Regions from separate parts of the Homo sapiens genome. Here region 1 is linked to region 2. Evidence: chromatin contacts called from ENCODE Hi-C or POLR2A ChIA-PET data. All regions are on one chromosome and are shown on one strand. The core of a region is the stretch at or near the end of the contact, and the rest is flanking DNA. Distances in the headings are between cores, read along the strand shown. Region 1 has its middle 6.2 kb from the start of LINC00603. Region 2 overlaps TTC33 (tetratricopeptide repeat domain 33).

The links. A loop is a pair of places that touch in the nucleus more often than their neighbours do. ChIA-PET counts read pairs that join two places held with the same protein, here RNA polymerase II (POLR2A).
Region 1: a loop to region 2 is called in a map of PC-3, with 5 times the contacts of the local background. The contact joins two enhancer-like sites. A Hi-C loop is called at or near these places in 1 of 168 maps with a recorded cell type or tissue (PC-3). POLR2A ChIA-PET finds 5 or more read pairs at or near these places in 2 of 52 experiments (MCF 10A and activated CD8-positive, alpha-beta T cell).

What each region holds. Positions count from the first base shown.
Region 1 is chr5:40,044,532-40,047,729 of GRCh38, forward strand. No RefSeq gene overlaps it. Among named protein-coding and RNA genes, the nearest start is that of LINC00603, 6.2 kb to the right of the region's middle. Within about 2 kb of position 1,805, at least 2 of the 41 ENCODE cell types and tissues checked have a DNase peak (open chromatin) inside an H3K27ac peak, as active enhancers do; they include PC-3, where a contact is called at or near this core.
Region 2 is chr5:40,732,991-40,736,484 of GRCh38, forward strand. All of the region lies in intron 2 of TTC33 (tetratricopeptide repeat domain 33), which reads right to left. It also overlaps a transcript of PTGER4 not described here. Among named protein-coding and RNA genes, the nearest start is that of TTC33, 21 kb to the right of the region's middle. Within about 2 kb of position 1,306, at least 4 of the 41 ENCODE cell types and tissues checked have a DNase peak (open chromatin) inside an H3K27ac peak, as active enhancers do; they include PC-3, where a contact is called at or near this core.

The DNA.
Region 1 (3,198 bases), core at 555-3,054, 690 kb before region 2:
CAACAAGAGCAAAACTCCGTGAAAAAGAAAAGAAAGAAAGAAAGAGAGAGAGAGAGAGAGAGAGAGAGAGAGAGGAAAAGAAAAGAGAATAGAATAGAATAGAATAGAATAGAATAGAATAGAAGAGAGTAGGAAGACATATGATTATAATTTGTGAAACGTTTGTGTAGTGTGTGTGTGTGAGACACAGAAGGAGAGAGAAACAGAAAGAGAGAGAGAGACAGAAAGAGAGAGAGAGAGAGTGTGTGTGTGTGTGTGTGTGTGTGCAGAGAGAGAGTACAGAGGAGGGAAAGGAGCAGAGGAGAAGAGAGGGAGGGAAGAGAAGGAGAGGGGAGAGAAAGAGGGGGAGGGAGGCATGGAAAAATACTGATAGAAAATAAAAATTTGTCAGTTTTCTCCAACTATGAAGGAAATTTTTCTTCTTTTTTCTTTCCTTTTTTATTTTAGCAACTAAGTACTTTTATAATCATTTAAAAAAATCTTAATGCCTTTACCTTGAGACATGATGGAAAAATGTTACAGGTACAAAATGTAGAAATTTAACCAGTGTTTAGAATTCTGACCTCAGGAACATGTGTATGACCTATTTTTAAAACCATAGCATTTTTTCTTGGTATGTTTCCGTGATTGGAATCAATTTTGTAAGTGCATGCTACAAAGTGACAAGAATCACTCAATTTTTGTTGTTGTTGTGGATGATTATCAACAATATTCCAGTGGGAGGTACTGTAATTGGTATTGCTCTGTAAAACAGAATTATGCATATAACACGTGTTTGTGAAACCTACTGCATATCCAGCCCAACACAGATGTACTTGCTATACAGACTATTGTTAAGCATATGTTTTGCTTCAGAAGATAAAGCTAAAAGAATAAAAAAAGATAATTTCTGGAAAAAAACATTGTTCAAACAATATAGAACTAAATTATAAAATTTTAGTATAATTTATATGTTGTTTCAAATACAGCTAAATATTTATGAACTAGCAAAGTCAGGTGAAAATTCATGAGGAAGATAGAATGGGTTTTAGCTTTGAAAATGAAGAAGAAAAAGAGGAAGAAGAGAAAGGAAGAAGAAGGAGGAGGAAGAAGAAACGGATATAAATAGAGCATATGCTTACGTGAAGCATTGTGCTTTGCACAGGTTATCTCGTTTAGTCTTCAAAGAGCATTATAAGAAATACAATTTTCTTAATTTTATAGATAAGTAAACCTACCTGTAAGAAAGATAGGATTCCAACCCTGCCACACTGTTTTCAGATTTATTTTATTCTCATTTTCTGCCCTAATTCTAATAATCAGATAATTTTGGGTAAGACCATCAAAGATGATTAATACACACACACACACACACACACACACACACACACACACACACACACACAAACACCCCACCAGATTGCCCAGAATTTCCTTTCCTAATTGACTGTACTGTTCTCTATCCATTTGTCAAGAGTTGGCTGGTTCATCTTGAACACCCTAATATCAAGCATTTGTCGAATTATGAGTAAGACTGCCAAGAATTTTTAAATTGCCAAAAAATCTAAACATGTATCAGAATAAACTGGGAGCTTGTGAAAACTACAGATTCATAGATCTTCAAGCTCCAGGTATTTTCATTTTATTTGTCAAGAAATTTCTTAAAATCTGTGGTTTACAGAAATTCTCACTAACGCAGCCTTGCTAGAAGAGCACTTGAGATTAATAGCTTGTACCTTACCCATGGATCCGTTGTCCCAAGTCTTAGCTAACTCTACTAACATAATCTCTCTCAAGTCATATCATCTCTGAGGCCATTCTTTTATTCACTTCACAGGCAAACTTTTAATGATGACCACCTATGAGTCAGCCACTGTGCCAAACTCTGAAATTTAAAGAAAGTGCCTTCTTTTACAATGTTCATTATTGACAGAGAGAGATAGTGAGCCAAAAAGCACAGTCCAGTAGGTATCAGAGTTGGTTTATGCCTAAGGATTGGAGAGATCATATAAGAGGGACATTGCAATTTCCTGGCTTCCATCACTTTCATTGGCTCTTCCTTTTGGTGTTTCTTCCCATGCAGTCTTCTGGAGGTTTTATTTACATCATTTCATTTAATCTTTACAACACTATCAAAAAGACAAACAGTAGTAATTTCTTAGGATAAGGAAACTATGACTAAGAGGAATTTAAACAATTATCCAAATATATACACCTAAATAATAGAGAGAGCATGCAAAACAACAGCTGTCCAAAAGTAAAAAACTATACCCTTTACACTTTGCAAATTGCCAACAATGTTGAAGAGGTTTATCTCAGAAAGTGAATAGTACAGCCAATCCTTTGTCCCAGGCAACAGCTTGAATTTTAAGCTCTTCTCCGAGTTTGAATAAGTAACACATCCAGTCAATTTGAACAGTGTATGTCTTGCTTGGTGAGCAATGAGTTATTTTACAGTGACTAGAATTCAAAGTCAGACACAGCCTCCTTCATTGTTGGCTCACATTTGCTTTGGCCTCTGGTATGAGTCAAACCACAACTCATGTTCTTTTCCCAGGAAGCCATTTCATTTCCTTTCATTAGAACCTGTGCCCATATTGTTTGCACATTGCTGTTCATAAAATATTTTGTGGTGTATCAAGAAAATAAAATTGCAGATTAAAAGACTGAACTGAAATTATATCATATTCAAGCAAATCCTTCCTCCATAAGGTAAAATATTTGCTGTAGTACTAGTGAATCTTATTTATCAATGTTAAGGTTAAAACTAAGACCTGATTTTAAATCTCACAGCTAGGGTCTACTTTGAAAGAATTAAAAGCCCAGTGAGAGGATCTCATTCTTGTTTATGGCTGAATAGTACTCCATTGTGTGTGTGTACTACATTTTCTTTATCCATTCATCTGTTGATGGATACTTGGGGTGGCTTCCATATCGTGCCTATTGTGAATAGTGCTGCAATGAACATGGAATGCAGACATTTATTTGATATAGTGATTTCTTTAGGTGACACATGTATTTAAATGTAGCATGAGATCAAGATTACATAGCTTTAATGGAGCAAAGTTTAAAACTACCATTCAGAGCTAGCATTTCATCATGGGTATTTGAGTGAAGACAGTGAATCAAGGGAGCATGATCTTGGGGATTAGATTTGAAATTCAAACATTTACTACCACTACTTGAAGAGGGGTAGAGGGAAGACAGTCATAAGGGTTG
Region 2 (3,494 bases), core at 56-2,555:
AAGAGGGGACAGATGTAGCATGCTCTTAACACACAGGAAAAAAAAATGGTAATAAAAACAAATTCTATCCTAAGACAAAAGTGGTAAAAATGTAAATTCTTACTTTGTTCCGTTCATTATTTCATATATAGAAATTATAAGAAATCCCAAGACTAGGGGAATGTGAATATAGGTAGAAAAAAACAAAAACATGAGAATTCTACGTTTAGCAGAGGGACCTTAAGAACCTGGATGTTTGAGGTTTCAGGAGTCTTTGACAGCTTTTGAGGAAGGGGCTGAAGGTCTTTGGTCTCTAGAGCAAGGGGTGGCATAGTAAAGGTCCATATAGTAAACATTTTAGGTTTTGTGAACCATACAGTCTATCACAACTATTCAACTCTATTACTGTATCCCAAAATAAGCCATAAACAATGCATTCAAAAAATGGGCATTGCTGTGTCCCAGTAAAACTTTATTTATAAAAACAGGTTGTTTTTATAAATAAAGTTTGCCAACCCTAGATCTACTTGGCCCAACCACTGTTAAAAGCTTATCATATTTGTCAAATTTACTTTTTACTTCCAGTCCTATTTTCTGCCCAACTCAACCAGAGGAAGTTATCACCCCATAGAAGGCATTTGTGGTCATCACTGTGACTTGGAGGAACTAGTGGCAGAGGGTCAGGGATGTTAACATTCTTCAAGGCAAAGAGCAAGCCTGCACAATAAAGAGCTGTCTTGCTGAAAATACCACTAGCACTACTGCTGAGAACAGGATGGCTTATCCCGTCCCCAACCCCACAAAGCTGCTTATGTTCCTAAGCTTAAGTTGTCCCAAGTACGAAATAAACTAAGAGGTTCAAGGTGACAATGACCATCACTAGTTTTTTCTTTTTATTAGGCAGGTATGCATGTGTGCATATACATACAAACAGACATACACACACACACGTGTAAACACAGGCTTACAGATTTGAGAAAAAAGAAAAATGTCCTCTCTTCTCAACTGCACTGTCTTTTATTTTGAAAGCATAACCATTGCTGCCAGCAGAGGCATCCCTCAATGAAATGTGCTTTGTTGCCAACGAGGCCTATAAAGGTTTAAAGGAACAAGTGAGCTGTTTTCCATGCTAAACAAAGCAAGAAATGGTGGGTATTTACTTCACTATCATCAACTTATTCAATTCTTCCCCCTTCTCATTTCTCTTTGGTTTACTTCTGTTGGCCTGCAAACAAAGGGTGGCACCACTTAGTTCCTCCATTTTTAGATCACAGGAAACTTGGCACTGAACAAATCAATAGTCTCTCATAATTTCTGCAGCATATCTCTTAATTCAACTTCAGTTTGGAACAGACTGAACAGACACAGCCCTACTGCAGCTGTTGGATAGGAAGCATTAAAAGATAAAAACTTGGTTTAAAGTCACTGTGGTTAATAAATGACCAAAGTCTGATTCCGCCAGTTTAAGGACAATCTTAACAGTATGCAACTGAAGTAGCACAAGGAAGGAAGCAAAGGGAATAGTTCCATGGACTACAACAGGGCAGGATGAGATAATGCCCTATACTGAGGTAAAGAACAGCTGGTGATCAAGCTAAATAAGTTAGATAGCACACTCATTTACCAAATAGAAATGTCAATGTGTTTAGCTACTTTACTCCCAATTAGACTTCTAATTTACTGTGGCTTTAAATTTAATGAGCTATATAGTTAACAGCTTATTCACTTTATAAATATTTACTGGGCACCTACCCTGGGACAGGTAGAATTCTAGTAATAAGTACTAAGGATGCAGCACCCAACAAGATATAAAAGGTCCCTACTATTCTTCCAGATCTTACTTTCTAAAGTGTATGCATGTTAGAAGGGGACAGGGAAAGAAAGATAACAAACAGTTAAAATATAAGTGCCGTGATAAAAGACAAATGGAGGAATGTGATAGGGAGTGACCAAGTGGCTATTCGGAATGGGCGGTCAAGAAAGGTCTTCCTAGGAACGCATTCAAGCTGAGACCTGAGTGACAAAACGTGGTCAGACAACTGAAAATCTGGAGAAGGTCCATTCCAGGCAAAGGGAAGAACCTGGGGCAGGACCAAACCATGTTTTGTGGAAAGGAAATAAAACCAGAGGAAAGGAAGTCAGAGGTCAGGGAGGTGGGCCGAAGCCATGATCACAGAGAATACAATAAGCCATAGTTATGCATGTGGATTTAATTGTATGTGTGATGAAGAATCCACAGAGTTTTTATACAACAGTGAGACATGAATTATTGATTTACATTTTTAAAAGATCAGTCAGACCCAGAAGAATAGACAGTAAGGGTACAAAAATGTACACAGGAAGGCTAGATATGAGACAACCAAAGTAATTTAGGTATGAGATAACCCTAGATAAGGATAGAAGTGAAAACAGAAAGAGGAAAAAAGATTTACAACACACTGAAAATGTACAGTTGGCTCAACTTGGACTTGGTATGAGTGAAAAAAAGAAAGAAATCCAGGATAATTTGGGTTACCTGGAAAACAGAGCCTGAGGCCAAAGCTTACTGGCTAAATCTTTATTGAGTGGATAGGATCCCACGCAATCAAGAGTGAGGGAAAAACAGAAGTAAGCCATGAAGAAAGAAGAATAAATACAAGGTCTATGTTAAGCTGGCAACAGCTCCACAAACACAGATGATTGTTGATCTGGAGAGCAAAAGGAAAGGAGCAAGCAAAGATTAAAAAGGAGAGGACATGGAGACAAGGACAAGCATGATAGCATGGTGGTGTGGAAGATGAGAGAGCAGTGTATTTAGGAAGACTGTGGTCACCTGTGCTGAATGATGAGAAGCACAATAAATGACAACAGAGAAGTGATGACTGGATTTGACAACATGGAGGTCACTGATAACCTTTACAAAAGCAGTTTCAGTGGATTCATGGGGACAGAAATATGACTGGATGGTTCATCAAGAAATGGAGTTTGTAGTGCAGTGGGAGCAGAGAAATGGCAGAGCATTTGGAGAGAAGCTTTTTAAATGGATGTTATCAGGGTATGTTTGCATGCCAGCAAGAAGGACCGAGAGAAAAGAAGAAACAGATTATATAAAAATGAGAGGACAATTTCAGAACAACGTTCCTGAGAAGGCACAAGGGGATGGGGTCTAGAGTACAAGTGGAGTGGTGGGCCTTTGATAATTACAATGGAATGATGACAGATCATATAGGCACAAATACAGTAAGGTTGGAAGATGTGCTGGTGAGAAAATAAAGTCATTCTACACTGACTGTATCTATGTTTTTCCACAGAGCATGAGGCAAAACCACTGTCATTAAATATACTGATGTGAGTAATCTGCAGAATGTGGGTCACACAGCAAGATCACCCTCAAATTTACATTAGTAGGTATACTTTCCTAGACAAGAACAAAATGCATGGTAAATTCTAATTTATATTCCTGCTTCATACACATACAACTGATTCTAACAGAAAAATCAGACCAGTTAGCTAGACAGTCAAATATCACCATCTAG